Regions from separate parts of the Mus musculus genome. Here region 1 is linked to region 2. Evidence: chromatin loops called from intact Hi-C (ENCODE). Cell type or tissue: left cerebral cortex. All regions are shown on one strand. Each heading gives the region's core, and the rest is flanking DNA. Links, peaks and the distances in the headings are about the cores only. Region 1 holds the start of Tfap2d (transcription factor AP-2, delta). Region 2 holds the start of Tfap2b (transcription factor AP-2 beta).

The links. Peaks named below come from ENCODE experiments on the same cell type or tissue, not always from the same donor. Only the 100,000 strongest peaks of a DNase experiment are listed, where the experiment ranks them.
Region 1: it touches region 2 in a loop (4-fold over the local background); 6 of 42 quality-filtered maps call a loop at or near these places.

What each region holds. Positions count from the first base shown.
Region 1 is chr1:19,100,345-19,115,721 of GRCm38, reverse strand. Tfap2d (transcription factor AP-2, delta) reads right to left here and starts at 12,700. Exons shown (of 8, transcript NM_153154.3): 1 at 12,428-12,700; 2 at 10,861-11,358; 3 at 7,412-7,472. The coding sequence starts at 12,466. It overlaps Gm15825 (predicted gene 15825), which reads left to right and starts at 10,882. Exons shown (of 4, transcript NR_151619.1): 1 at 10,882-11,052. In left cerebral cortex, for the core only: no CTCF peak of the experiment used is centred there; DNase peaks (open chromatin) are centred at 5,610 and 8,426.
Region 2 is chr1:19,200,177-19,215,553 of GRCm38, reverse strand. Tfap2b (transcription factor AP-2 beta) reads right to left here and starts at 6,640. Exons shown (of 7, transcript NM_009334.3): 1 at 6,306-6,640; 2 at 1,145-1,603. The coding sequence starts at 6,386. In left cerebral cortex, for the core only: CTCF peaks have their summits at 9,181 (motif pointing left) and 9,797 (motif pointing left); DNase peaks (open chromatin) are centred at 6,254, 9,157 and 9,740; H3K4me3 peaks cover 979 bases.

The sequences.
Region 1 (15,377 bases), core at 3,568-11,567, 99 kb after region 2:
AAATGCACATTTACTAATCCTTTCCCACTTTGAATTTTTTCAGGTTTTCAAAAGTAATAGTTATAGCAAAAATGCTAGTAAGATTTCACAGATTCTTATCTAGCCACTTAGTCACTTTAATTAATTATTGTACTTTGTACTTATAGATAAAAAAATGTCTTTAAGAAGAAATGAGAGTCACCTCTCAAAAGTTGAATGATCCAAAGGCTCATGAAATTAACTCAAGGTAATTTCAATAAAAGATAAATGTGAATATACAATATCCATCTACTCTTCTCCTAAAAGAAGGCCTCTACCTCCCCCAGTCACTATGAATCAGAAGCAGACATAACATTGAGCATCTCTCCTTGTACAATAGCCAGTATTTTGGAAAGAGGAATCCTAAAGAATTAGTCTTAAGTGTCTGAGCATTTCCCTCCGGCTAGGAAAGAGTGGGACAGTACAATTTAGACGTTTCTTATACTTGGTAATCCATTGGCTAGAAACCCAGTTTAGAGAGAAAAAACATCTTTATAAATTTTGAAAGATGAATTAAACCTAGTTTGCCTGCATTGAGAATCTATCACCCTTTGGCTTGGTTGAGAACAACTATTCATTCCCAGTACATTCTCTGGGTAAACTACCTAGCCATCTGTGAACTCTACAGGCCCTGAGTATTTTTGCTCCTCCATCCATCTTGGGCTTCTGGTTTATGCTAAAATAGTATGTACTAGGTAAGTTACATGGGCTGCATATTAAGAATGTACTTTATGCACACACAAATTGCCTCAAGGATTTATTTTGTATTCAGGATTATCCATCAACTCTACACTCTTTTATTTTTTATGTCACGGAATCTTTAAAGGGAATTTCTGTTGCTTTGATACGTGGCATCGTTGCAGCCTTGGGGAACTCTCTTATTCTAGCTAAAGATTGGGCAACTTGTAGAGTTTACATCAACTTGGGGAACCTGATATCTTTCTTCCCAGTGGGTTACTTTCCAGGAGGGCAGACAAAAAAAAAAATAAAGTCATGTAACCTGGGTGTTGTATTTGTAAGGGAAATAGTGACATGGTAGAACCTAGCCAAGGGAACTGAGACCAACAGTGTTGATGAGAAAACAGAGGACAATCAGAAGTGGATCGCACCAAGCCATCAACAGTAGTTATTCTGTGTTCCCCCTCAAGGTCATCCTGGTACCTCTGATGCCCCCCCCCCCAGCTCTTATAGATATTGGGAAATACTGATTTTCTCTTCAGCAATCCACCTGGGAATGCCTTTGTTGACAGAGCCAGATAGGGCGTACAGAACTTCTCAGGAGTTCTCATCCTCCCGATAGAGAAGCAATATACATAGAGAAGCAGTATTTCTAAGGAGGTCAGTGTTAGAAAGTTTGGAGAGAACTGTTTCTTAGGGATCTGTAGATTCTAGTGAGTAACTACATAGGCAGTCAAGAATCATCTCCAGAATATTTGTCTAGGTCCTTCTTTTAAATGAATGAATGAATGAATGAATGAATGAATGAATAAATAAATAAATAAATAAATAAATAAATAAATAACACAGTTCTGTCTAAGTAACAGAAAGAAGTTAGCCAAATCCTGTAGCTATGAGCACCCCTGGCACAGAAGAACACAGGTTTAAACTGTCCTTCATACTAGGGATGATCTATAGCCTGAAGAAGGCTGGAGTTTCATTTCTCCTGGTGAGTCTGGGGGATCTATCCTTCTGTATTAAGACCATAGGTTGGTGGGAAAAAAAACCCACTGGTGATAAAAAGGAACTTGCTGTATTAGCAAGAACACCCCTTTTTTTCCTCAATTCATCTCTTCAACAATGGAAGGTGTTCACACCTGTTCTACTTCCCTCTCTAGCTGATGAGGTGTCACAGGAAGTGGACAGATGCATACTCAGCAGCCTGAGTAATGGTACCCAACATCAACTCTGTGGTGAACAGTTGCCACATCACAGGATCAGTGCAGTGTAGTTGTATATTCATTTACCCATAGTTTGTACCATATACCTAATGGAAAGCTAAGCGCTATAAACCTATCCTCACCCCAGACTTGTAGAGCAGAGCAAAAACAAACAAACAAGCAAACAAACAAAAACACACAAAAAACAAACAAACAACCACAACAAAAACTAAAAACAAAAACAGTGATTATCGCTAAGGACTTTCCATGTCACAACAACCCCTAAGAACACACCCAGTTGTGCCAAGAGGCTCCCTGGAGCCTCTGCAGGTGTGATCAATACTTTCTACCTTGCTTCAGCTCCCTAGGCCTCAGAGCGCAGCTAAGTCGTAGCACCTCAGCACCGCCCCATTCTGCCAAACATTGGTGTTGACATAATTAGACTAAATTTTAGGAGCTGAAATAAATGTTCCGTTCGCCTTACAGCCAAACAGATGTTTACAATTCAAATGAAAAAAAAAATACAAATGGTAGGGATTTTTTTTCCTCCCCTTTTTCATCTCCAGTGATCGCTCTTTTTATTTTTCCTTGACACATTAAAATGTGTAAGCGGTAGTAAGAGTTTCCTGTCCCTGTTTGTTTTTCGGTTTCATTTCCTTGAGGTACTCTTGTCTAATAGGTGGAGTAGGATCTTTTTGGTCTGTTTTCCCCCTCTAGACTTTTTCCCTCTACCAAGTCTCTACCCTTGCCTGTGTGAAGCCCCTCCCTCTATGGCAGCAGATATTAATTGTATTCAAACAGCAAAGAGGTGGGGACTTAGCTCCCATCACGCAGGCCTTTGAGGTGTGCCAGCAGCATAATATGTGGTTCCGAAGGAAGACTGTGCTTTTACAGGTGTTAGTACATCAAATAGCTGTCGTTTATTTTCAAGGCCAGAGCTACATTCAGCAAACAAAAGAAAGGGAACTGGGTACCAGATAGATTGCTGTTGTCTCATTGTGTGTCCTGGTATGTCTTTAGGGATTCAGGGATTCATTTTGGGTCCTGGTGATTTTCCTGAGCAGGAAAGAATGGGGTGGGGGGAGAAGGAGGGAGAGGAGGAGGGGGAAGTAGCAAAGCACCTTCTTTTCTCAGAAAAAAATAACTATCCAACAAACCAACCATGCTTTGGAGCATGTGTTTTTTTGGAGGTCACAGAAAAGAGATTGAATTCAAGTCTTATGTATGTGCATTTTAGAATTAAGGAGGCCCATAAAGTCTCCAGTGTGTCATCTGCTCTATTTTCATTCGAAAGGGTGGAAGAACCAAAGAGATGGATGAGTTTGAGCCAGCATAACTACAAGAGACTCAGGAAGCCACTCACTGATGGAACGTTGACAAAGGGAAGGAGAGAGTAAGATACCTTCTATTTTGCTCCTTCCGATGGCTGCAAGAAGGAGTGATCCCAAGGTCCAACCAAAGGCCCAGGAGAGTACTAAAAAAACCAAAGCAAGGAGCTTGTCCTTTCGAGGAAGGAGGAAGAGCAAGCCAGTCGCCTTGCCTTGAGGTCCACAAAAAAATACAGGAAGTGTCAGTTCTGTCCTATCCATTATTGGTAGAAAGAGCGACTGCATTTTGTAAAAAGAATTAAATCAGATCGGACAATGTTTGCATCAGTATAAATGCCTAAGTCTTGGCTAGTGACTCACCTCAGCGATCTGATACACTCCTGCTCCCTTAAAGCATGCAGAGTTCAAATTATATTAATTCCTCCCCCCCCCTACAATGTTTTGATTCAAAGTAGTTTGTATTTTGTGTAGCCAAGGGCAATTGGGAAAGTGCTTGTGACTGCAAGTGGCCAGTGGGTTCTCACTCAGCGTGGCCCAGAGGCTATAGTGGTATTTAAGCTTTGGAAATTAGCCTGGGGCTGCAAGAGGAGATGATCACAAAGTGAAACAAGGGCGCTGCCCCTTCTACACTTTTTTCATCCTCCAACCCCCCCCCACACACACCTTTTTTTTTTTTTTTTTTTTTTTTTTTTTCCAGTTTGCCATCCCGACTTCACAAAAGAGATCAGGGCCAAAATGTCACTTTCCACCCACATACAGGAATTCTGAGTGTTTTTATCTTCCTTCCTCAAGTATGTGAAGACTAGAGCCCTTTATTCAAGTGAACCCCATATCGCGATTCCACCATGAACCCATTCATGATTAGCTTAGTCACCGTCTAGGTCCTCATCATTATTTTATTATTAAATACTCTGTGAGAAATAAAAGGGCTTGGGTGTCTGACAAACGGGAGGGGCCCCCCAGGTCGCCTCAGAAGAGTCACCAGGAAAAAAAGAAGTGGGTCTTTCTTTCTTTTTTCCTTTTTTCTCTCTTTCTTTTTTCTTTCTTTTTTTAATGATTAAAAACATAGGCGACTCCTGTAAATAGAAGCCCCGTTTCTTCGAGAGATGCCTTTTGAAACCCACTGTCTGAATATTCAACGAAGGCAAAGCTCCACTCTGTACGAACAACATTAATATGATCTCTGCAGAATTTGTTACTCAGAAATATTAACATATCAAAGCCAACGCCGGAGGCGAAAGAAGCTATCGATACGCGAGTGCAGGGTAAAGTAAAGATTATTGGTTCTGATGGTCTGAGTGGCTGAGCTGCGGGCAAAATCGAGCACACCATTAACCGGGAGTGAGCGCGCGGGGAGCGGGCCTCTGAGGCGGCCGCAAATATTTTATCTAGGTGGTAATTACCTCGCTGCTGCCTCCCTGGTCTGTCTACATTATCTTTCGGTTATCAAGCCTTCGTTTACAGGGGGAAAAATGTAATTGACACCAAAGTGAGTCTGAGAAATAACATTTATTTTTTACTACAAATTTAGGGACCAATGACTCCCCATCTCTCCACCCATCTCCAAGTCAGACCAGCTTCTTTCTACACTCTCTCATGTTGCACACCTAGGTGGTATCTTAACTCAAGTCACACCCTGAGAGGGAGTGTCTTGAGAAGTAAATATGTTTTTCCTAATATTGTAAATGCTGGATACCATCAGGAATATAGACGTATCCAAGAACTTAATAAAAGAAAGAAAATGATGGAACAAAAGGACTACTTTAAGAGAGGATGGCCTGTAACGTGTAGATTGGAAAAGGAACGGGTATTGTCACCATAGGAGGGGATGGGAAGGGAATAGCTTAACACTTACATGTTCTATTTCTGATGAACCTGAGAGAAGCTGAGTTATTGATTTAAGAGTTCGCTGTGTGCAACCATGCCAATAAAGAGAAGGTGTTTTCTGGGTCTTTTGACATGAGGGGACTTGCAGCACTGATATAATATAAAAGTCCTTGTTATCCATTTGGATATTGTGCACGTTGATAGCTACAGAGTCAGGAAACACTCTCCCTGCCCCCTATCTCTCTAGAGTCCAGATTGCTCCCATCCTTCCTGTAAGACATGCGAAAATGGACAAACGTACTCTGATGCTTGGATCTGAGTTACTCAGAGGTGGGGGGCTACAGATCTTGATGGTGCTTAACTCCAAATTTCCAGGTCCTTTCCCTTGGGAATTGCACTTTTCCCCTAAACAATCAACGCTTGGTTTAAAATACCAGGCTAAGAAAAGGATTTTTAAATGTGAAACAAATATGTACTGAATTGCACAAGAACAAGAAAACATCACCCGAGGAACTCCACTTCCGTACTTCTGATGCGTTATGAAAAGCGCACTTGCATCTTTTAGACACCTCGAAGCTTAGCTCCTTTTGGATGGCCAGATGAAAGGCCGTCCCCGGAAACTTTATTGACTCCAGAGCACCTACAGTTCCAGCGTCCAACCTGGAATTCATCCTTTTAGCTGTCTACAATCGTTTGGATGTGGTAGTCAAGCGTTGAGAGAGGCATTTTAGCAAGTACGAAATAGAATATACTAAGTGCGCCGGAAAGCTCTCTCTGCTAGCAGCCGGTTTCGCTCCCTAATTAGTGGCGCTGTCCTTCAGCACCACTGTGCCTGTGCGCCCTGAGCGCTTGGCCACACCTTTACTGTTTTTCCTTCCCAACAAACCCCAATCAGCAAGACTTACCGAGAGCCCCCCTCCCCCCCACCTTTTCACGGTGTATGCTTTATTTGTCCAAAACTTATTAGTGGTTAAATTTAACATTTATAAACTTGTCTCTGTTTTATATAATTTCAATATGGCTGAATTCAGGCCTGACTGGAAAGCTTAATAGTATCTCTTTTAAATATCTATAAGAAGTGATATCTATATGCTAAAAACTAGCTTTGAAGCCTCAAAAGTGTGAAACAACAGATTCGAGTAATTCTTTTAAACTCAAAATACAGTGCAGGCACACACTTTTGGAGCAGCCAAGTTCCAACAGATAAACTTCCTTTCTTTTCTCTCTTAATGTTTATAGTGGATCCTGGGTCATGAAATCTGTGTTTTCACACAAAATATTCCACTGTTTTCAAAGAGTGAATTTCTCAACCCCCCACCCCCAAAAGCAAATCATTCATCTAGCTTTGAAATAATGGAGATGGTCTAAGGGAGCTATTTGGTACCATCAGAAGTTTAGCAGTTTGGTTACTAGAGACAACTGTGGCCCTGAAGCAGGAATTAGTTTTGGTGAATAGGCTGTCTTATTAATTCGTATGAAGTTGGGATAACAGCTGGTCCCTCTTGCCTCATGCGCTCCTCGGGTTACTGGGCATGCTAGAAAAATAAACTTCAGAGGCTCTGGGTACAGTTAAGCAGCAAAGCCAGTAAAAATCTGTACTGCCTTGAGGCCCTGTGAATGTCATAGTTCAAAACCTTTTGTCAAAATGGAACATCTGAGATACAGCTCCCTTCAGTGCCTCAGCTGAATGCAACAGCTCTCTTCTCTCCCCTCACCCCCCTTTCCAATGCTATGGGTAACTCTCTGGATTCAGATGTTTTCCTCAACAGATGGGAACAAGAAAGCTTTATCCAGTACACTTAACATTAACACTACCTCCTCCTCCCACCCTCCCTTGAAGAAAGAAATGTTCTGGACGTTTCAAAAATAATAATAAGGCAGTTACAATATTGGTGACTCATTAGCCTCCTGGAAAGCGTCAATGATACAGCCTTTCACAGAATCCCTTAAGGCCCATAGCTGACACCATCACCCCAAACACTCAGGCTGTGGCTGGCACATTAGGTCTAAAAGAAACCAGAAATCCTGCTCCAGGATGTGGTATGGGTGAAGGAAAAGAAGTGTGAAAACTTTTTTTTTTTAAATCCCAGTAATTTTCTCCCTAACTTTGATGCTGTCCCATGCTCTGAGGAGTATTGGAGAGTCCCCAGCAAAGGTGGGGCTCACCTAGCACTTAAGTGTCAATGGAAGAAAGGAGGCTTTTTAATGTAGATACGCCTGTATGGACCTAGAATAACTGACTAACATAATTCCTTTCTTAATAATCAGACAAAGAATCTGATGCTTCCAAGTCTCCCCAGATCTTCAAAACAAAGAAACAGTCTAGAAACTAATATTTGAGACCAAGATATTCCTACTCACCTCTTCTGATCACCCCCCCTTGGCCGTTGAGAACAATCCCACACTGGGCTTCCACGGAACCCTTTAGAAAAGAAGAAAGAAAGAGAAGCATTCAAATATCATAGGCATGACCATGTGGGTGAAGCATTTTAGACTAGCCTATCCCTGACCCCTTCTCAGGAGACCATTCAAAGCACCATAGAGCTGGAGCACGCTTAACAGCAAACAGAGTTTTAGTATATATATCCCCAAACCCTACAATCTAAAAGTTCTATTCATCTTAAGGTATGCATTTCACATCCCTCCCCAATATTACACTTTAGAAAGCTTAAGAGCTTTTCATTTGGGAGTAAGAGAATGAGAAGCACTTTGAGTCTCAGCGAGTGCATATACACAGGCGCATATTTACCACTTCCTGGGTGAAGAAAATTATAGCTTAAGTGTCAAGTCTGGGATTGGAAGCTAAGAGGAAGAATTTCACATGGAGGGATCAGAATATCTTAGAAGGATTCCATTTACCCCCAAAGCAGGAGCATCACATAATCCTATCCAAAATGGGCCTGGTAGAGGAAACACCTTCAGGTTCACTCCCTACCGATCCCTAGGTTCCCAAGGTTCTGTGTGATCATTTGAGCTGGAAAACTGGGAAGGGTTTACTAATTTTTTATTAAGAAAAATAAAATTTTCTCCCTGTGTCTGTCTCGTCCCCCCATCAGAATCAAAATGTGTTAAAAGCTCATTTTCCTTTACAAACAAACGAGGTATTGGACATGAAAGAGGCCTTGAAGGGTGTTAACCTATCCAACAGCCCGTGAAGAGTTAAGTAAATGCGGAGAGAGTCGGTGCATAATAAAAACCCACTTTACAAAACAACCTTTACAGCCCTGGCTCCCTTTTACCTCCCCATTTTCACCATATTGAGGCAAGCCTGTAAGACCCCCCTTTTCAACCTACTCACCAGTTCTTTCTTATTTTAAATGTTCTGCCTTAAAGTGATTATCAAATCAATATGAAAAAAAAAAAACTTGGAGCCTGAGCATAAATTAGAGCGGTGATGGGAAAAGGTGTGACAGTTTCCTTTGTTGGCCATAGCAAATCTTTTTAGGAGACTCAAAGATGGAACCGAAGCCACAGGACCGTTTGCATCTGTTAGGCAGACTTAGACCGCCCTCCAAACCATTGGACTTTCACTTAAAATTCTGTGCAGGGAAAAGTATATTTACATTTGTTGCATTTGAAATGAGGCATATGCTGATGAATGTTTTAAAAAGGAAGAAATGAAAGGGGAGAGACAGGTTTTCCCCACACACTCCCTCCTCTCTTTGCTTCTTGTTTTAAATATAGCGGTGGTTCTTTCTGTCTCATTCTGCCAAGTACATCCAGAGGACTAGAATAACTTTATCGATTTATAAGCTTGTCCTAGTATTCATACATATTATAATTCATGCACTGACATACACCTACAGAAGTCATTATGACCACACGTGCAGACATCATATGCCACACTGTTTCAGCTAGTATTTTAAAGTGATTTTTTTCCTCAGTATGAGTAATATTACTCTGAAAAGAGTAGTAAAAATAAAAGAAATAATAAATATATAAGAGATGGGCTGAAATAAAGATTTGTAAAAGAGATTTCAAGTGTAAAAGGTAAAGAAAACTGAGCTTTCCAAGGAAGCGGACTAATTCCCCTCTCTCTCTGGCGCACTGTTAGGATGCTGATTTTCTTAGAAGAAACAAACCTTGGTCTCATCACTTAACAAACCTTCCCCCCTCATAAGTAAAACATGTTGTTTGGTCAGATGACATTGCATAAATGACCAGTTGAATGGCACTAAGTCGAAAATTGGATAAACTACGGTGTCCTTTTACACAGGATTCTGCCTTTGTCTGGTGCTTGCAAATGTTCTAATCCTCTCTTTTGAAAAATACCCAGCTTTGTGCCTGGCACAGAAAAAAAAAATTTGTACAGATACAAAAAAATCAGCAACAGACGTGGCTATTAAAAGGAGTAAATAGGTTTTAGTGGAGCTAAGCATTGAATGGCAGATTTTTCCCCCTCCTGAGACATAAGGGGATCCTGTGGAAAATGTTAAAAAAAAAAAGTCCTAAGCGTATAAAATTATTTTGTGAATATAAGTGTATAAGGTCAACGTTTTAGGAGTAAAATATTTTTTCTTGTGCATGAATCTTGTAATTCTGGCTCTTTGTTGTAAGTGTAAGGGCTCCCACTTTAATTTAAAATTAATCTCTTGCTCAGGGGTAGAGGAGGGGGCAAGATATTCTGTGCGCAACAAGGGATCTCTTCTGTCTCCAAGTTGTGCTCCTGGAATATCTTCCCAGTCGTCAGGAGAAAGTGGAGGTGGCAGATTTTGTGCAGACAGAAAAAGGAAGGACTTGCCACGGGCAGAGGTGTACTTTCCACTATAAGAAAGTTCCAGTTTGACTCTTCTGGGTTCTTAGTCTAGATCTCAGGGCTTATTGATCTGAAATGTGTCTAAGACAATGGAACCACTTAATTAAAAACTCTGTTGTTGGCACCGAATGTGGAAGCGGTGTGAAGTAGGAGATTTGATGAAGTGGTGGCCTCTAAGGTGTCTGAATTTGTTTCTGCCCCCTCTCCTTCCTCTTCTTCCTTTCTTCTCAGCCTGCTGTCTTTCCTTTCCTCCTTTCCGCTTTCTCTCTCTTTGTCTTACTTCCTTTGTTTACTCATTTTTGACAGTACAATGAGTTGCATCTTACATAAGACCCGAAGGGAAAGAATAAAGAGTGCTGCCGGGCTCCTGTATGCTCAGGCACAGAGAAGCACGGCCGTACCTTGGCAAGTGCATTGTGCAGATTATGTTATTAGGGCTGTTTTGAGGCTGTCATTTGGGGTTACTTGCTTGGCACAGCAATCTGATATGCTTGTGAAACTTTGGTTCAAGCTTATGATTCCAACAATTTCCTGAAAACAAACAACCTCTCTCCTCCCGGAGAGAGACTTTCATCAGGAGACTCCCCTAAAGGTTCTGTCTAGGCCAACGCTGGAGACCCTGCAAATTATGGAAACTGAAAATACAATTGAGTGGACCTCAGCTTTTAGGAATCTTATTCTGAGACCTCTAGATTCAAAGCCAGCTCCATTGATCTCACACACCTATCCTCTCAGTGTCAGAAACGTAGATTCACAAAAGACTTCTGGTGACTGGCTCCAGAAAGGGACCTCAGCTATTGATCCAATGAGAGGAACCCAGTGGGCAGAGTCCTCCTGTAATCTCATGACTTTTTCTAATTCGTGTGCGAGTGTGAGTGAGTGTGTGTGTGTGTGTGTGTGTGTGTGTGTGTGTGTGTGTGTGTGTGAGAGAGAGAGAGAGAGAGAGAGAGAGAGAGAGAGAGAGAGAGAGAGACTTAAAGCTAGAGTATTAACGGAGAGCGGGAGGGGGAGGGCAGGGGGAGGGCGCAGACAAACCCGCTGCACGCTTATTTACCTGCAAGTCGTCGGCTCCCGCGGCGGCCAGCCCCAGGCTGGGCCCTGGCAGGAGTCTTTGATCTGGGTGCATTCCATACTGAGAGCCATGGCTCATGAGGGACAGGTCGTGGCGGCGGTAGGCATCGAGGCAACCCAGCTCCCGCCTCTGCTCGTCCAGGCAGGAGGACTTGAGAGCCCGCGCATTGTGCAGGTTAATAAAGTCGGTGGGCTCCCCGTGGTGAATCTGCTGGTAGTACTGTTGTGAGTGGTGGAGCGAGTTCAGAGAGTAGGCGTCGGGAGTGACCGCCGGGTGGCTGTGCTGGAACTCGTAATGGAAGGACTGGTGGTGGAGCGGGGTGTACTGGTGGTTAGTGGAGAAGTAGGGGGACGCAAACTCGGTGCCGGTGGTAGAGTAAGTTAAAGGAGAGGAGGAGGAATAGGCAACCGTGGAATTGGCTACGGACTCCAGACAGCCAAGCTGCATCAAACGGTAGCTGTTTGATCCGTCGTGACGTATCTGGAAGGAAGAGGGGGAAAGGGGAGAGCAGAAAAACTTGAGGTTTGTCATTTTGCAACCAAGGCGCCACTCTCCCAGAGTCGGGAGCTTTCCCTGTCTCTCCCTAGGAGGAGAGAGCGCGCTGGGCTTCCGGAGAGCAGCCGGACTCAGTGAGTGCCTTCACCAAGCAGACTTCGCTAACAGTTGAACTGGGGGTGGGCGGCCTCGTCTTCACAGTGGAGAGAGCGGGGTGGGGTGGGGGGAATCCCCCACCCTATATAGGTGCGGGCGACATTACACATGCACACACAGTCAGACAGACAGACGGACAGACACACACACACACTCAAATACACTCACACCCTTCAATTCTCAACTTGTGCCTGGAGCTAGGCGTTGGGAGTCAGGTTTGCAGGTGACTGGGGGCTTAGGGGAGCAAGAGAGTCCACATGCAGAAAACGCTAGGATGCACATCGCTACTCCAGCCAGACCCTAGCACCGAAATGCCTCCTGGCCATGCGGAGGTGTTCAGCCTGAGCTGCTAAAAAAAAAATAAATAAATAAAAGGATCACCGTCCACAAATATAAAGGTATATATACATGTACATTAAAAATCCCAGTCCGTGCAAATTGTTCAACTTGCTCGCCCCCATAGCCACTTGTGTGCCATTTCTTGAATAAACCCCTTCTGAAAGGGATGCGCTGCGTTCTTCCCCCCCACCCCCCAACCCCCACGTCCACCTACTGTCCCTCATCAGTCCCCTTTCTTTGCTTTTCGGAGAATCCTTTCTGTGTCTCTAGCTTTCTCCTCGTCCCCACTTATTGTTAGGATTATGCTTCTCCCTCATTACTGCAAATGGTGCTTAACTTGGAGGAGAGTTGCCCTCCCTGCGACAGATGTCATAACGAACTTTCTCCCGTTCCCTTCCGTAACTTCTCCCGAAAGCCAGATTATAATTAAACGTAACGGTCCAATATAGATTAGAGGCAGGGGAAGCTGCCACCACCACCGCCACCACCACCGCCGCCGCCACACACTCACACACTCACGCGCGCGCGCTCACACACACACACAAAAAAGTAATAATACCTCCGCATCGTGGACTAGTCCGGGAAAGGTAGTTGACATGATGGGTTTCTCCAAAAGCTTACGATGCAATTTCCCCCTCCAAAAAAAGAATCAGGAAAAAAAAATCCAAAACTTCTTGTATTTTCCAATTTTTTTTAAAGGAAGAAAAAAAATGTTCCGTAGATAGAGATCTAAACTGTAATGGTTTTGCCCGGATCAGATAGCTCCTTGCCTCGTACCCACTTAAAAAACCTGTAGGAACAAAATTTTCCCTCTGCACAAAAGCAGCTCCCTGGAACAGATTTTGTACTTGCTGAGAATTTCTTTGGCTGATGTCGTAGGTCCCTTGGTAATATAGAAGTTTTGAAAATTAAGCATCAGCAGTGAGAACGGGGAGGACAATAGGCAGAAGAGATTTATCCCATGAGACAAGGAATAAATATTGTATCTTCGCCTAATAAGGAACTGGGGGTTCTTTCAACATTTTTTATCCATTTTCCACAACCTTTATCATGCTTTTCTATACCGACTGAGGTGAGGACGCATCTCTGCAGAGAGCATTTACACATTTTTATTGCGAAGATAGAAATCTATCCCCAATACATGCAGCTTACAGACAGAAACATATATTAATTAAACCTTTCTTTTACATGACTGGGCATTTGTTCCTATTGGTTCCACTCCCTGGATGTTGAAAGCTGATCTTTTTTTCCAACAGGCATTGCAATCAGTCTTGCCCAGTTGGGATGTCTGCCTTCTTCCAAGTGAAAACAATACCCCTTTTCTCATATTTACATTGAATTTCTGTTCTTCGTCCTTGAAAGGCAACACCAGGTGGTGGCTAACATTTTTTTAAGCAGTTTTTAAGATAGATAATCATGATGGACAGTCCTAAGTTTCTGTTACAAAGAAGTAGGACAACTGGAAAAATGTATGAGAATAAAGATGTGTGAGGATATTGCACACTTAAGTAAATGTCTTTCACTCCCCAACCCAGCCTGTTTTCCCCCCTTTACTATTTTTCTTTTCCCTTTTCTTTTAAACAGTGTGATTTTTGTTTGTTTGTTTGTTTGGTTTTTTTATTTGTTCTCCTCTCTGTGTCCCTCTCTGTATCTGTCTGTCTGTCTGCCTGTCTCTCCTTATTTCTATTTTGGAAGGTGGGAGTGTGGACCATTCAACAACAGGAAGCAGTTATATTACCCCTAAAGGACCCCCAAATACTTGCATTACATTTACAAAGAGGGTGCTGGAAAGGGACAGGGAACAACAGCGCACACTGACACACACACACACACACACACACACACCTATTTCCATTTCTTCTAGGTTTCTCAACTTTCAAACAGTTTTAGAGTTATACTTCATCCAAAATTTAGGCTGATCCACTGAGTTATCTAGTGTCTTGAAGGTCTCTCTCTCTCTCTCTCTCTCTCTCTCTCTCTCTCTCTCTCTCTCTCTCTGTGTGTGTGTGTGTGTGTGTGTGTGTGTGTGATAGCAACAAGCTCAAGATATAGAGGCTATGCTAGGTTTTATCAGCAAACTTGCCTACTCAAGGGGGAAAAAAATAAAACACCCAAAACCTGGAGGGTTAGTTGGCCCCACCAGCTCATCTCAGAGATAGACAGGGTAATTCAGTCTTAATTGCTATTTCATTTGGTTCCCTTTTAAGTGTTTAAGCTGAGAAGGTGTCTTAATAATAAGCCGCAGGCAAACAGACATGTGGCTTTTTTTTTTTTTTTTTTTTTTTTTTGGTTGAGGGTATGGGAGGTTTTATTAGGGCATGCTCACACAAGGTACACAAGGTAGCCGGGCCTGTCACTCAGAGCTATTGGCTCTATACATAAGGACACATGACAAGAATTAAAATGCATTGTCTGCAATAGACATCCAAGATGCCTCACTTCCACACAGGATCAGCAGCCTATATTTGCTCCCCTTGTTAAGATGGACTTATCTCCACTCCCCACCCTGAAATTCCACATCATTAACTGTTGAAATCAGAAGGCTTTTCAAGCAAGTCCAGTGAGGATGAAAATGAAGAATATAGGACTTGGTCTTTAAGTAGGAGGGGAAGAGGAACATTGTTGGTGCTTAGAGCCTGTGCCCCCAAATGCTTACATTAGAGTCTTTGTTTGCTAGGTCTGAGCCCAGTTCTCATAGCTTATCCACAGTGAACATAGATAATAGGATCATACACAGTAGTCCACAGGATCTGGAGCCTGATTCTGTGACCTTCTCTCAGAATGCTTGTCCCTGAGAAAGCTTGGCTTCATGCCCACTAGAAGAATATGGAGAACCTCCTACCTACTTTTGTGAATGATAAGACAGTTTTGCTGGTGCATAATGTTAATTTCATAAGAAGTCTGCACTCAAATAAGAAAGGATATTATCTTCTCAATCAAATGAAACCCATCTGTCCCCAACACTTCCAACTGTCAGGAGCATCTGTCTTCAGTTAAGGTGAAGGGCTTTTTACTTTCAGCTTAGGTCCAAGGAGGGGATGGACGCACAGCCTTGTCTTCTAGGACAACCGGAAGGCTTAGGAAAGCATGACTGCCTCAGCTTGCTCTGGAGCAACATTGATCAATATACTTATTCCTACTTCCAGAGACAGCAATGAGTCTCATGATGCTTTTGATAATTAAGTTCATTATATCCTGTGTATCACAGGGTTCCTTCTAGCTGCTTCTTTTGTCTGAATACTTCATGACATTACTGAATTGCTGGCAGTTGTACTTTTCTGTTGCTTTCCCAATACCTACACCACTTCCCCGAGTGACTTTTAATTACCCAAATTAAGGAAATTCAGGGTTTCTTTATGTTAGTTGCTGAACACTCTTGGGCTTAGGAAGAAACTAAAGGCTACAGAGTGAGAGAAATATTTAAATACATCCAAGGGAGATGGAACAGGAAGGACATCTGTACCTTTTTTGCTAAAGGTTCTACTTTTTCAGGCTCTGTTGGAGCTGGT
Region 2 (15,377 bases), core at 4,875-12,874:
GGGCTTGGCTACCTTCTCTTTTCCATTTCATTTTCCTTTGCTCCAGAAGTAAGTCTACAATGATGCATAACAAACTCAACTATGGCAATGAGATCCAAGTGTCAATTAAATGCTTTATAACAATATTTATCTTTTCTGGAGACTCGGTTAAATTTGGGAGGGTAGGTGAAGCGGAACTGTTCAGAATCACCCTGACAGTATTTAGGAATCGTTTCTTTGATGTTTCTTTGTTTAATTTAACCAACTATCCTCATCCAAGAGAGCCTCCTGTTGTGTAGGTTGCAGATGAGACACTGGGTGGGTAGAGATGGTGTTTTGAACCTTTTGTTTTAAAAAATAAACCCATGATGCCTCTTGAGGAGGCATTGTAACCTCAGGGAGGGGCGACAACTGTCAGAGGAGGGGGATGAGGGGGAAGATGGGGAACATTGCTTTATAATCAATTAATTGGCCCTCAAAGAGACGAAATTTCCAAAATGCTATCGTCCTCATAGACTCCAGAATCCAATGTCAGCTTTCTGTGTCGGTCCCCTGAGCAAAGATCCCCATGGTCAGATGATGGCCCTAGAATTCTGCTTGGGAAAGGGGCTCTGTAGCTTTAGGAAATTCAGAGCAAAGGGACCATAAGCACACTGTTTTGCAGAGTGCAGTTTTATTCCTTGCCTTCTACACCAGAGAAAACACCTGGAGCCTTCGGTGACCCTTGTGTCTTCTTGCTTAGAACTCTGTTCTGCAGATAGCCAGCACTTTGCCCACCAAGCCAGCGGGGCAGGCTCACTCTGGGTTACTCCTGGTGCCAACTTCTCCACAAAAAGCAACCGAGAATGCACAAGTCCAGTAGTTGAGTCAAGATGAAAACATTAGCCTTTGATGGCAATGACTGTAAACTATCACGAACATATTTCCTCCTTCAAGAATTAATTTCCTGTCATTCACACACGGATCTCTAGAAACCGCCACCACCTTGTAGCCACACACTCAAACACACACTTTTGTCCTGTCCGGTTGGTCCGGTTCTAAAGATGACAACTCCCCCCCCCCCCCAACCAGAGAAGACCAGGCCGCCCCTCCTCCTTTCCTTCCCGCGCCCCCAGCATTCTTCTTTTATTATCGGTTATGTTTATTTTTGTTTGTTTGGAATTACCTGCACGTCTTCCATGCCGGGATGCCCAAGGCCGTGCAACGAGAGGCTGTCGCCCATGCCGGCGTCCAGGCCGTGATGTGCGGAATGCAGCAGCACGTCCGGCCGGCGGACAGAGTGGTAGTCCCTTCGGGGATCAAGGCCGGAGAGCTGGGGCAAGGCTGCCCGGGGCTGGGGCAGGAGAGAGCCGGCTTCTGAGCCCACTTCTTGGCGTTGCCGTTGCCCCCACGGGTGCTGCTGGGGCTGATGCAGAGGGTTCAGGGAGTAGGGATCGTTGACGTGGGAGTACGGGTCTTGACTCTGGTGGTAGGGTAGCGGCTGGTAGGGGGGCGGAAAGTAGGGTGGCTGGAAGTCCGATGATGGCGTGTGGGACAGCGGCGGGGCGCTTGAGTAGGGTCCTTGGGACACAGAGCCCAGTTGAGAGAGTCTCGAGCTATGGCTTGGGACGCCATCGTGCCGGTCCTGGGAGGCGAGAGAGGAGCGAAGGAGAAGAGAAGGGGGAGAAGGGAGAAAGAAGGGAAGGGAGGAGGAGAGTACGGAGGAGGGAGAGAGAGAGGGAGAGAGAGAGAGAGAGAGAGAGAGAGAGAGAGAGAGAGAGAGAAGAGAGAGAGAGAAGAGAAGAGAAGAGAAGAGAAGAGAAGAGAAGAGAAGAGAAGAGAAGAGAAGAGAAGAGAAGAGAAGAGGAGGAAAGAGGAGGAAAGAGGAGGAAAGAGGAGGAAAGAGGAGGAAAGAGGAGAAAAGAGGAGAAAAGAGGAGGAAAGAGGAGGAAAGAGGAGGAAAGAGGAGGAAAGAGGAGAAAAGAGGAGAGAGGAGAGAAGTTGGGTTTCTGTACAACTTTTCTAGGATAAGGGAAGCAGCAAGAAGCTACATCTTAGTTAGACCCCAAGCTGACTCAGGGCCACATGGTAAAATGTCAATAGCTCCACACCGGGAAGCTTCAGGAGACTTAACAATAACAGAAATAGGAAGCTCACCCACTACCCAGCCTAGAGGCATCTTTTGATAGTGCAAAGCAGGCAAAAGGGAAAAGAGAAGAAAGTGTTTGTGGACAGAGATAACTTAAAGCCTTGATTTTTAAAAATGGAGGACTTAAGGGTGGTGTTTGCTTTTCTAAGTGTTTCTTGCCCCTACTTATTTTGGAGATCCAAATCACACCAGATGAAACTCGCTAATAGCTGTGATGCTGGACTGGTTGAAAAACTAACTTCTGCCATCCCTGGCAGGTAGCTGGCTCGCCCCGGGGCTCACACAAGCAGGAGATTCCCAGAGCGGGGAGGAATCTGCATGATATGAGCTTCCAGCTACCCTCCCTCCCCAAGAGGAATTAAATAACTTGGTGTTTGATTGAAACAGATCTCCTCTGAAATCACACCCTAAGCCCACGTTAAATTGAGTTGTGGTTTGCAGGAGTTATTTTTAAGCTTGCTTTCCATCTCTCATGCTATTCTACTCGGGGTGTTAAAATAAGGAGCAGAAGTTGTGGGAGGAAGAAATAACTCCCACACCATACTTTCAGCCCTCTCTGGTCTAAGCCAAGTGAGAGAAGTGGGGAAGAGCAGGACCCTCTCTCCCCCAATTCTCCATGAAAATGGCACACAGTAAAGTCCCCCTGGTTCTTTCTGTAGAAACAGCCATCTACATTTCCAAACTTCAGTGACAAAAAAAGTTTTCCCGGTTCAGCCTCACGCCCTCCCAGCTTACTCCAGGAGCTCAGACAGGGAACACACAAAGCAGAGAGAAGCAGCTGCGGCCTCTACCAATTATGGTGCTAAATTACCAAGCCAAAGGCACTCAAAGGAAGACAGGGAAATGGAGGGACACATACACACACACACACACACACACACACACACACACACACACACACACAGAGAGAGAGAGAGAGAGAGAGAGAGAGAGAGAGAGAGAGAGAGAGAGAGAGAGATGCAGGGACAGAGACGGTGAGAGGAGAAGGCATGCACTGCTGGTACAACGGGAATCCGAACTCACCATGGATGAATAGGTGTGGACTAACATCTGGAAAAAAAAGCCTGGTTACTGCTCAAAATAACAATGAATTAAAAAAAAATAATCAAGGAGTCCAGCAGAGAAGCAAGCTGGACACAGGAGCTAGGCTTGAGATGTTTCCAGGACAAGCCATCAAAAAAAAAAAAAAAAAAATCCCCCCCTCCAAGAAGATTGGAGGTGCCTGTCACAGACAGGCAGACCTGCTCATCCGTCTCTTACTGTCTTTTTGGCCTCTTTTCTTCTGCAGGGTTCTTTGGGGCTCCAGAAACAGTCCTCTTCCACCCGAAGCTGGGCTCAGACTGCTCAGGCGCCCCTTCCTCCCTCCGCTTGCCTACACCGCCTCATAATAATTGATATTCATGACTATTAATATTACACGAGTACTTTAAAGGGAGAATGGAGGACAAATGGAGCGTGAAGCAGCAGCGAGCTCAGAGCTCCTCCACTATTGTAAATGACGTTCATTCAGTGGAGAATTACTAGATGTAATCACACAAGGGGGCTGGCAGAGGCAGACTTGGGGGAAAGTTGTGCAGGAAAGAGGCAGAACTTCAATTAACTGAGCGGGGACACTCTCTCTGGCTCTTGTAAGGCAGTCTCTGCTCTTTGGATTCGGCGGTGTGCTGGGGTCTCCCAGAGAATGTAGGTGTTCTTGGATAGAGAGGAAAACTTTCCCAACGGGGAGGAGGTGGTAGTCTTGGGTGCTTGGTGTGTAGATTTAAAAAGCAAACTAGAAAGGCACTGCCTGATTATCTGGTGGGGCGGAGGGGGGGGGGAGAGTAAAATGGGTGGGCCTGTTTGTTTACGTGTGTTTACTGCGGTCTACCCCTACTTTTTCTGAATGTAGAAGACCAAGTTGTGGGGTTTTTTGTTTTTGTTTTTTTGTTTTGTTTTAGTTTTTTTGTTTGTTTGTTTTTGTTTTCGAAGAACGTAGGAGAGATGGGGACTTTTGGAACACAATGCAGCCTTTTTCTCTTTAGTGCTTACAGACTGAAAATTTTAAAACCCAGATTTAAAAATCTATGTGATTGGTCTTCAAGCACACTAAACGTATCCTTTCCAGGCAAAGCCAGGGGCAACAGAAAAATCTTTTGGGATGTATCAGGAACCCGTCCAACTGGCCTGACTGCCATTTCTGTTAAACTTCAACCGTAGTCCAGACTGAAATAGGCTCCTTCTACCACGTTGGGTGCCGGTTCGCGGGGCTTTCCAGATGAAAATTTGGGCAGCCAGGAGCAAGTCACTCTCTCTCCTCTCCACCCCCCACCCCAAGCCTACTCTCCTCTCCTCTTTCTCCTACCCCCCTTCCGGCCCTTCTCTCACCTTCCCTCCTATTTTTTCCCTCTCCCCCTTTCCTTTTTTCCTCTCCCTCCCCATTTCTCTTCTCCCTTCCCACTTTTACTCTTCTCCACTCCCTTCCCCGCCTAGCCCTCCCTCATTTTCCACTTAGCCCTTTATGTTATTCATAACCAAAGAACTAGCACCACACTGATTAGGATAATTCCTCTATGTATATACCCAGAGCTATTTCCACCGCGGCTCTAGCTCCGCCAGTGCTATGTTTACTATGGGCGACGTTCTCTTTAGGATAGTTCAACGCCCTGGAGTTGAACATAATCCCGCCTGTTAGGAATAAAAGGACGCTGAATCCCACCAGGCGGGGAGGCGCGGTTCCTCAGTACACTACCACAAAGAGGAAGGCGAAACCTGAGGTCACCCGAGAAAGAAGAACTCTCTCTCTCTCTCTCTCTCTCTCTCTCTCTCTCTCTCTCTCTCTCTCTCTCTCTCTCCCTCCTCTTTCCTGTCTCTCATTTTCTTCTTGACTTCCTTTTCTTCTACCTTTCTCACTTTCTCATTTACCTCTAAATGAGGTCGTAAGAATGGCAGATCTGGGGGACCCTGGCCACTGGCTCTAGCCGCTCTACCCAGAAAACCTGAGGAGTCGCGGCCACACACCGGACCCAGTTAAGAGCGGTAGGGACAGAGCTAGCGCCTGCCTCCGGACTCTTCTTAGCTGAGCAAGGCTAACACCGCGGTGCTGTCCCAACACCTACAAGGCTCACGGTTCAGATTTCTTTCAGAACCGGTTACTGAGTCTGGGTTGTCCACCTCTGCCCGGTGGCCCAGCCTCGTGCTGCTGTGCTGCTGCGGGTAGCTTTCCAACTTTTCTTCCCCCGCCTCTGCTTCCCTCTTCGCTAAACCCCTTTCGCTTTTTTTTTTTTTTTTTTTTTTTAATCCCGATCCTCAGATATCTTGGAGCTTCGGAGTCTGCCTTCCCTCTCTCGACGTCCCCTTGAGCCTTACTTTCCTTTCCTCTTGAGCTCAGCTCCCCAGCTCCCGGGTTGTGGCGCGGGATCCCTCATCTGTCCCCAGCCGGGCCGCTTCCCCTCGCCCGCCAGCTGGAAGGGCAGCCGGACAGCCTCGCTCGACGCGGACTCCGGAAGCTCTCGGTGGCGTCCGACAAGGCGGAGGGAAAAGCACGGGAGGGATGCGCTTGCCTGGGGACCGGTAGCGGGTAGCACGAAGTGTGGGCAGGCTTCGTTAAAAATGCCCACACGCTGGCGGCTGCCATCTCTGCTTGGAACCACTGACCCGCAAAGAATCAAAATACGACAAAACAAAAATAACAAACCGCGCTCTCTCCCATACGGTACTGGATTTGTTCATACATCCCTCCTTTCCCCTCGCTCTCCCTAGATATCTACCCTCTACCTGCGTACGTTGGTTACCGATTTAAAAAAAAATATTAAAAGTTTAAAAAGCAAAAATTAAAGTCCCAGTCGGCGTGAGGCTTAAAAACCCGATTCTGTCCCGTACTCAAAATGAGGAGAGACTGTTTTTCCCTCACTGTTTGCCTGAATTCCTGGCTCCACGTTACCTACCAGAGTCTACAAGGGGAAGGAGAGAGCCGGAGAGAAAGAAAAACAAAAAGGAAAAGAAAATAGCTCCTAAATTAAACTTCTCACATTCCAACCTTAAAAGTTCCCTTTCTGGAGAGCAAAGTCTCCCAGAGCCAGCCTTAGAAAACTTAAAGAAACCTCAGAAACCCGATCAGAAATCTACGAGTAAATAGCTTAAAATATATCAGCTGGGGTGTCAAAGAAGCTCCAGTTTTCTATCTCCAAAGCTCTAAAATGCATCTGGGGTGTCCGCTCACCTCATAGATGTCTTCGTACTTGACATTCTCCACGAGTTTCCAGAGCATGATCGCAGCCTGGTCTCTAGGAGGTGAGTGCATTCATGTGAGGAGCAGATGTCTGGTTTCTCAGGACTCCGCTGTCTGTAATGATCCATCTATAATTGGAAATGGGGGATACACACCAAATCCGACGCTCCTCTCCCATCGCAACTTATATCTGTTGTCTCAAACAATAGGCTGGAGAAGTAAGCCTCAGCAGACAGAAAAACATTATTGCACACAGGACTTAGATACAACGCGCACGCATACACACACACACACACACACACACACACACACACACACACATGCGCGCGCGCGCGCGCACACACACACACACGCACATGCACACATATATATTATAAAAAATCATAAACATGAATTTACACGCAGATAGTCACATTAGTTACATAAACACCTCTGGGTCACAGAATCCACAGACTAACCGTGCATTTAAAGGGAATATAGTGGTTCAAAACGAGAAATATAAATAGATACATTAAAAATCTGTTTTGAAAATGGCGAATCAATGCAGCCACTAACTAAAGTGTTTTAATAATTGACAATGAGAAACCACGCACATCAGTCCCCAAATTTTCTACATAGTTTTTTTTTTTTTTCTTTTAGGAGAACCATTACTGAGATTTTAAAGACAGTTTTCCTATTCTTGTATATTTAGGGGAGCATTAAAAAAACACCACTAGATTTTTGACTTTGAGTTATATTTCTCTATTGATGCAACCTTATAAAAGTATCATTGTGGAACAAGAATAACACCACTATTTACCACAATGGTTTCTGATATTTTGCTCATTGTGTCTAACACATTTGGAAACTTGAATATCTTGTGGACCCTACAATCTATATTGCTTGTTGCTTTAGGGATTGTTCTATATTTTTAGTGGTTCCTTGGTGTCTTTCTGTTTGCCTGGAGTCTCCATTTTATTAAGTTTTTTCTCTTCCTTTACATGTTGGAAACAACAAAGCACACAATGTTAATCTTGAGACCTTTAACAGGGGTATAGAACATTTTGTATTTGGGTTTATTGCCTGTAATTTGTGATTTTAATCTGATAGACTTGAGACAAGAACACCCAAATCTTTGAGAAGGTTTAAGCTTTGTACTGTTTAAGGAAACAGTGGGAAATGTTTTAAGATGTACAAGAGCAAATATTGTTTGGCCATTTTGCATTGGGGTAGATTTTCTTTTGAATATGTGCTTTTTGAAGTTTAGTTTTTTAAAAAATATTTTCAAAGCATAAATAACAACAAGTACAAAGTTTAACCACTAACCTACCCTCAAGTGGGCACCCTGTAAGGCACAGGATTTTCTTTTTTTTAATTTCATGAGGAATTCTATATTCACTAGCTCCCTCTCCTCCCCATCTTTCCACCCTTTCTGGGTTCTCGGAGGGTTCCCTGGAGTCAGTAGGGAGGCACTGAAGAAGATCTTGGCCCCTGGGGCAGAAAATAAATGACAGGAGGGAATGAGGAGGGTTGGGGTAATTTGGGGTGGAAGTTATTAAACCTGATGAGGGTGAATCTGTAAAGGGAGATTGTCTTTAAACTCCAGTGCATTCTAGAGCTCCGGCAGGGTCGGAGGCTCCGTGAGTAGGAGAAGGCTTCAGATAGACTAGGAGGAAGACAGCGGTTCCTAACAGCCAAGCTGAGGACTCCTACCTCGCAATGAACAGTCCTGTAGATCTATTATTGTTACTGTTATTATTATTAATTTACTGTAAGTCAAATGAAGGAAATGCAGGGTGCTTCAGGCAGAACTTGAGAAACACATCTTTTTCTCTATTCCCTGTTGGATTTCTTTTCTTCCTTTTCTTTTCCTCCTTCTTCTAACCCCTCCTTCCCTTCTCCCTCCCTCCCTCCCTTCTTTCCTTCTTTCTCTTTAGATCTTCTCCTTCTAGTCTTTCCTTCCTTCCCCCTTCCTTCTTCTTTCCTTCCCCTCTTCCCTCTACTAAAAAGAAAATATTCTTAAACTACACAGAACAAGGCTAGTCTTCCAGCGTCAGCAGATATGTCTCCCTTTCGCCACCAGAGATGGTTGGGAGACAGGAAATCGTTCCTCTTAATGTCGTTGTGTGGAAGGACTTAAAGTGGATTCCACACTCTTTCACTAAGTCATCCTCTACTTGATAATTTGAAAGATAGACGTTATAGATTTGGAAATTAAAATTCCCCAGGCACAAACTTATTAACAAGATAATTTACATCCCTCTTTTTTAAATCTTTAACTGCTAGGTTTTAATTGTCTAAAGATAACCTTAACCCAAACCAAACAGCATCTGGAAAAAGCTTTCATTATTCTCTAAGTTCGTGTATTCATGTTTTAAAATCACGTTGGAGCATAGCATTGGTTAATCTGAGATAAACTTTAACATTTACTAAAACCGAATCAAACTGATGATATAATTTTACTCATAAAACTATTTAAATAGGTAATATAGTGTGCCACCATGACTGTTTTGAAGCCTCATTTATGTAGAATTTCAAAATTTCACTTGTGTTTTTAAAAATCTTAATATTATATATACATATATATATAATGTAGAAACGTACTTAGTATTTGTTAAAATTATCTAAGCACTTTACAAAACATTAAAAATAAGTCCGACTTCATTTAAAACAAAACAAACCTAAAATATGTGCATACATACATACATACAAACATACATACATACATACATGGGTAACTATCCGAAGAAATGCATACTGATAATAGAAATCCTTGTTAATTCTTCGATGTGGCATTTTGTGAAAAATCCCAGCTATTTCGCCACAAATCTTTCCCAGGGACCGTTCCCTCCTTCATTGAACAGGCAACACCGCCCTCTGTAGGAATTTTGAAGATTCAAACGACAACTAGCAGCTCAATTTCTTTTTCTTTCTTTTCTTTCTTTCTTTTTTAAACGCATCCCTCCCCTCTCTTGGTTCTTGAAAACCATGTTATGACTAAGAGTATTTTGACCATCTACCTCTTACCACACCCATTAACTTTAGAAATACTCTAAAAAGTTTTAGCACTTCAAAAATGTACAAATTAACGGAACCCCTGAAGAAAAGATTCCTAAATGGAGAACTTTCTCTTGTTCACATTCTATTTAATTTCACATTATCTCCTATTCATATCTATTAAAAAATTCTCTTACAAATTCAGATAAACACAGATGCGAAGGTGAGACAGGGTTTTGAATTTCTAAGGGAAACTGTAAAACCGGCTTTCTCATCTATATCTTTATTTTTCTGGGCACATGCGCTTTGGGTAAGAGCGCTCTGGGGTATAGTCTGGATCGGCACACCCACACGTTTCCCGTTACGCATACTTACTGCAGTTTATTACTACAAAGAGGTGAGTTATTAACCCCACCTCCTTTTCAGACACATATAAAGGTAATGTCCAATAAACGCAAAGAATCGGGGCTTCAAAGCAAACTCACCTAGCATGGCGACCTCTGGTGGCAGGTTTTGGAATAGGTTTGTGACTTTTTAAAATGTCTGTTAAATCTCATCAACGTTTAGTCCTCTTGCTCCTTTCTTCCTTCTAACAATCTAATTCCAACTTACCTACTCTCTTTCATTACAACCATTCCTCACATTGGCTCTCTTGTAGGAAATCCTCTCTACCCTTTAATGCCCCCATTACATTATCTTATCCTTGGCTTTCTCTTTTTTATCTTCTTTAAATACAACAACAATAAAAGATGAAAATGTAACACCTTAAAACTTGTATAATTGTCCTTGAGATTAATCAATCCCTGACATCTCTCATTCCAGAATGAAACATATTTAACAATGTGAAGTCCCATGTACTAAGTTATAATTTGGGGATTGTTGCAGTTCAATTAATGCTTATTGATGAATAAATTACCTGCAAACAACTTTGCACACCATTTAAACTTTGGTCACCGTCTCAAAATACTTATCTGAGTCTCAGGAAAGCACTGTTCCTGCCAGCTCAGTGAAGTGGACATGAATATTTTTAACTTTAGTTTTTCCATCATGTACTTAACACACTCCTCACAGCCTGGTGGTGCTTAGTTCCTTTGGAAGCCAGAAAGAGAACAATTTTGAATTATTTATGTTTTTCAGAATTATTTTTATCCTGTATTTACAAATAGACAAAGGAGAAAGAAGAGAATAAAAAAAGAAAGACGGAAGGGAGGAAAAAGAAAGAAAGAAGACAGACAGACAAGCAAGGAAGACAGACAGGAAGAAAGAAAGAAAGAAAGAAAGAAAGAAAGAAAGAAAGAAAGAAAGAAAGAAAGAAAGAAAGAAAGATGAAAGAAAAAAGGAAGAAAGAAAGAAAAAGAAAGAAAAAAGAGAGGAAGAAAGGAAGGGAGAAAGGAAGGAAGGAAGGAAGGAAGGAAGGAAGGAAGGAAGGAAGGAAGGAAGGAAGGAAGGAAGGAAAAGCCAGGCGTGGTAGCAGACACCTTTAATTCCAGAATTCAGGAGACAGAGTCAGCAGACTATAAATTTGAGTCCAGTCTGGTCTACATAGTGAGTTAAAGGACAATTGGGGTGACAGTGAAAGATTCTTTCTCTCAGGGTGATGGAAAAAGAGAGACTCTATCTGGAGGAGAAAACCTTTGCATGGTGGACATTATCCATTCCCAATGGACCATTTACCCATCACAAGGTTTATTGCTCATGGAACCTTAAATAAGACAGGATGACACCTTTTGTTACTATGAGAGCATGACTCTACTGCTCTACTATAATTTCATCATAAAATCTTTAATGATCATATCTTTTGGACAGTCTTTAGTGAATATTTTTAAAAATCAGTTTTGAAAAATTACTTCTGAGTGAGAGAAAATTTCACCCAAGCCCTTGCTTCTCAGATCTACATTGCTTTGATATCACAGAAGGCAGATCACATGTGCTTTCTGTAATTTGGGTTTGAGGAAGCAAAATGGGAGGAAGGTGTTAGTATGAGATTGTTTCTAAATATTAATTTTGTTCAAAAAGAGATCAACCAGGGTTATACGATGAGACGAGACTCTTTCTCACTAGAATAAAATATAAAATGAAAATCAGGTGGAGTTATCACTAGATTGGTATTTTATGGTTATACAGACAGAGGCAAATATTGTAAAGAAAGTATTTCTTACTTGACCCATAATACTTAATCAATAATTTCTTTATTAGTTTTTTTAAAGAAATGTTCTAGTTATATATAGTCTATTCTTGCCAAGAAGTTGAAATCCTTGGCCTTCTGAGATCCAGCAGGACTAGCAAATTTGTAAATTTTTAAATAAATATTTGCTAAAAAATCATTTGTAACTTTAAAAATAAGTGTAGCTAACTTTCCTTGGATCTTTGAGGAGCAATGGTAACTTTATTAAACACTTTAGATGCTTTGAAATGCTTAGAATTTTCTGGTTAACTGTGCGGGTGGCAAACTAGTCAATGGAATCATTTTCAAGTATCTACTGCTAGAGGTCTGGAGCTTAACTATAAATTGGAAGCTGGGAGAAGTGGTGCAAATAGGCACTGAGCTGTAGTCCACAGTGCCAGTGACATTTCATGTAGAATGTGAGTGGGGGTCCCCTGCTATCACTGATAGAGGGACAGGCACTTCTGCTGTCATGGATATTTCCCATACTATTGCTTTAAAAAGGAAAGGTCTTGAAGGGTAAGATCACCAAATAATTTTGTTTCAAAATGCAACCAGTAGACCAACACATTAAGGGGAAAGCATTTGCAAATTGAGACTGGGAGAGATATAGAGCAGAATATAACCTTTAAAGCATGAATAAACACATACAGGCTGAAGTATCTCATAAGTGCCAGAGACATTTCAGAGAAATTAATGTCATATGGGAAGCATTTCTAATATTCACATTTGTGAATTTTGGTAAAAAATAGAGAAGGATTCTTATGTTAGGACTTTTATTTTGTAATTGAAAATAGTTTTATACAATATATCTTATCTGTGCTCTCTTCCCACCTTGTCCCACCTTGTCACCCTTCCAACTCCACATCTTCTTTCTCTATGTTTAGAAAACAAACAGACACGCAAACAAACAAACTAGAATAAAAAAGAAACAAGCAAGCAGACAAAATCAAATACATGAAGAGACACCAACGAAACCTATAAAAACACAACTGTGAGAGAGATGTAAAAGACCATAAGGGTTAAAAAAAATCCCAAACAAAGCAATATGAAACAAACAAGAAACAACTTTAGCAATATCTTTGAATTTATTTTGTCTTGGTCATCTACTGCTGGGTATGGAGTCTATTTTTTTTTTTTAAGTTTTTCGAGACTGTAAAAGGAGGATTTACTCGGTAGTTTCCAAGCTTCTTCCTTAGAAAATAAACTTTAATGGGTGTTCTATAAACAACACTTAAGAAAGTTTCACATAGCTATCAATAAAAATTATAAATGTGTTTCTTCTTAGGCACCTGGTAGTAAAATCTCAGTTCTTTGAGAACCTGTCATGGAGGAGAAATTTAAAAGATCCAGCCCCAAGATCAGTTAAACAAGTGGCAGCTTATGTTGGCTAAGAGGCAGAGTAAAAGGAAGACTCATTCATTCCTGGTGGGAGAATAAACTTTTATTACCACGGTGGAAATCATCAATCATGTTCATTAATTCTCTACTCATAATAATAGCCAGAAATTGGGGGAAAGAACCTATGTATCACCCAACAGAAGAATGGATAATGCAAATTTGGTACATTTACACAATTGAGTATTATGCTACTGTTAAAACCGACACCATGAAATTTGTGAATAAATGGATGGAACTAGAAAAATCATCCTCAATGAGGTAAGCCAGACTCAGAAAGACAAATAGGGTCTGTATTCACTTATATGAGAATATTAGCTGTTGAGCCTATGATAACCCAACCCATAGAACCACAGAGGTTAGGCATACAGGATTGGGGAGTCACTTAGACCTCCCTACTTATGGGAAATAGTTATGGGTAGTGTGTGTGAGAGGGACTATGATGAGAGGATTCAGTGGGGTTTGGAAGGTAGAAGTGGGATGAGGAAGAGAATATGAAGAGAGATAAGTATGCTAAAATTAATGACCACTTGAGGGAGAGTGTGGAAGCCTAATATAGTAGAAGCTTTGTAAAATATATTCATACATGAAGTTCATAATGAAATTGACAAATAAATTGGGGAGATTGTATCCCATCTGGCCATCTCTTATTACTAAATGATGCTTCCAAACGACACAGAGACACAGAAACCAGGCTAAGGGACAAAAAAATGGACAACTATACACTTAGGGGTGTGAATACTGTCTTCTAAATGCTTCTAATTGTTAATCTTGCAACAGGAAGATAGATGGGAAATATTGGTACTGGTCTTGCTTACTGCTATATTGCCAACATACAGTGACGTGGACTGCATGAATATATTAAAATTATTTTCAGACAAAACAATCATCTTTTTACTTAAAGTCTCAAAGGCTAACATCAAGACAGAGATGTTTCCAGGCAAATTAAACTCATGGTTAAAATTAATGTAAATTTTTAAATATTCATGTAAATAAAATAAATACATCTTTAAAAATCTGGAGAAACTCGGGGAGACTGAAGAAAAAAGAAAAAGAAAAAACTAGTCACAATAATAGAAGAAAAACAACAGACCAACAGAGCGGTGAGAAAAATAGTGTAAAAATCTGAAATACTAGAAAAGCATACTTGGTTATAACAAGCTTTGAGTCCTTACAGGATGCAAGCAGGGCATGCATGGCCTGCCAGTGAGAGAGGGGGAAGTACTGGGCAGGATGCTTGCCTACTGAACACCCAGCTGCAGTCCTTTGTCACAATGGGACCTAGGAAGCTCAGTGTACTTTTGCATATGAATTTATACCATTGAGAGACACACATGTAGGACTCACTCATGACTGTATCTGTAGGTGTATCTGCTTCAGGAATGATATACACTCAGTACATTCATTTTATTATATAATGTTTATGTTATCTGATTTTTATTAGTGACAATATTACAGCAACTACCCAGCAGGTCTGTTGTTCTGTTATTTTCTGATTGTTTTTTCTTCTATAATTCTTAATTTTTTATACTTAATATAATTTCCCTGAGACCTTTTAACTTATAAAAATAAAAACAAAGGAGACATTTATTTGCTTGGACTTCAGATTAGACTTCAAGGTTTTCACATGCAGACATTCTTGTGGGAAATTTGTTTGATCTCTGGGAGAAACCAGGAATCTTTTACAGAAGATGTATTCAATGATTTATTCAGTGACCACATGTAGAATTGGACTTCTTTTGAGAGTTTCAATAATCTTTATGTGACTACAGTAAGGACACACTTAACAGAGAAGCAGTCTGTGGTGGTTTAAATGGAAATGACTCCCATAGGCTTATAGGGAATAGCATTAGGAGGCCCTCTTAGAGTGGATGCAACCTTCTTAGGGGAAATTTGTCACTGGCTTGGGCTTTGAGGATCCAGAATCTTAAACCTGATCTGATAGTTCATACCCACACTCTCTCCTTTAGGTTTAGATATTTTACATATGTGAATACACTGTTGATGTCTTCAGACACACCGGAAGAGGGCATCAGATACCATTACAGATGGCTGTGAGCTATCATGTACTTGCTGGGAATTGAACTCAGGTCCTCTGTAAGAGCAGTCAGTGCTGTTAACCATTGAGCCATCTCTCCAGCTCCTTCCAACTCTCTTTCTGCTGCCTGCCGATTGGAAGGCAGAACTGTGCTCCTCTCCAGTATCATGCCTGCCTTCATGCTGCTATGTTTCACACCACGTTGAAAACAGACTAAATATCTGGACCTCTAACCCAGTCCTGATGGATTGGTTTTTTGTTTGTTTGTTTGTTTTGTTTTTGGTAAGAGTTGGCACGTCCACAGTGTGTCTTCAGAGCAAAAGAAACCTTAACTAAGATATAATCCTTCTGGGTGTTGTTTCACTGTAGAGGAACACAGACATTTCTTACACTTTTTTTTTTTTTTTTTTAGTATTTATAAAAACATATGAAAGATGTTACCTTCCTCCTGTGTTGAAACATTTTGCTAATCTTATCACCATGGCAT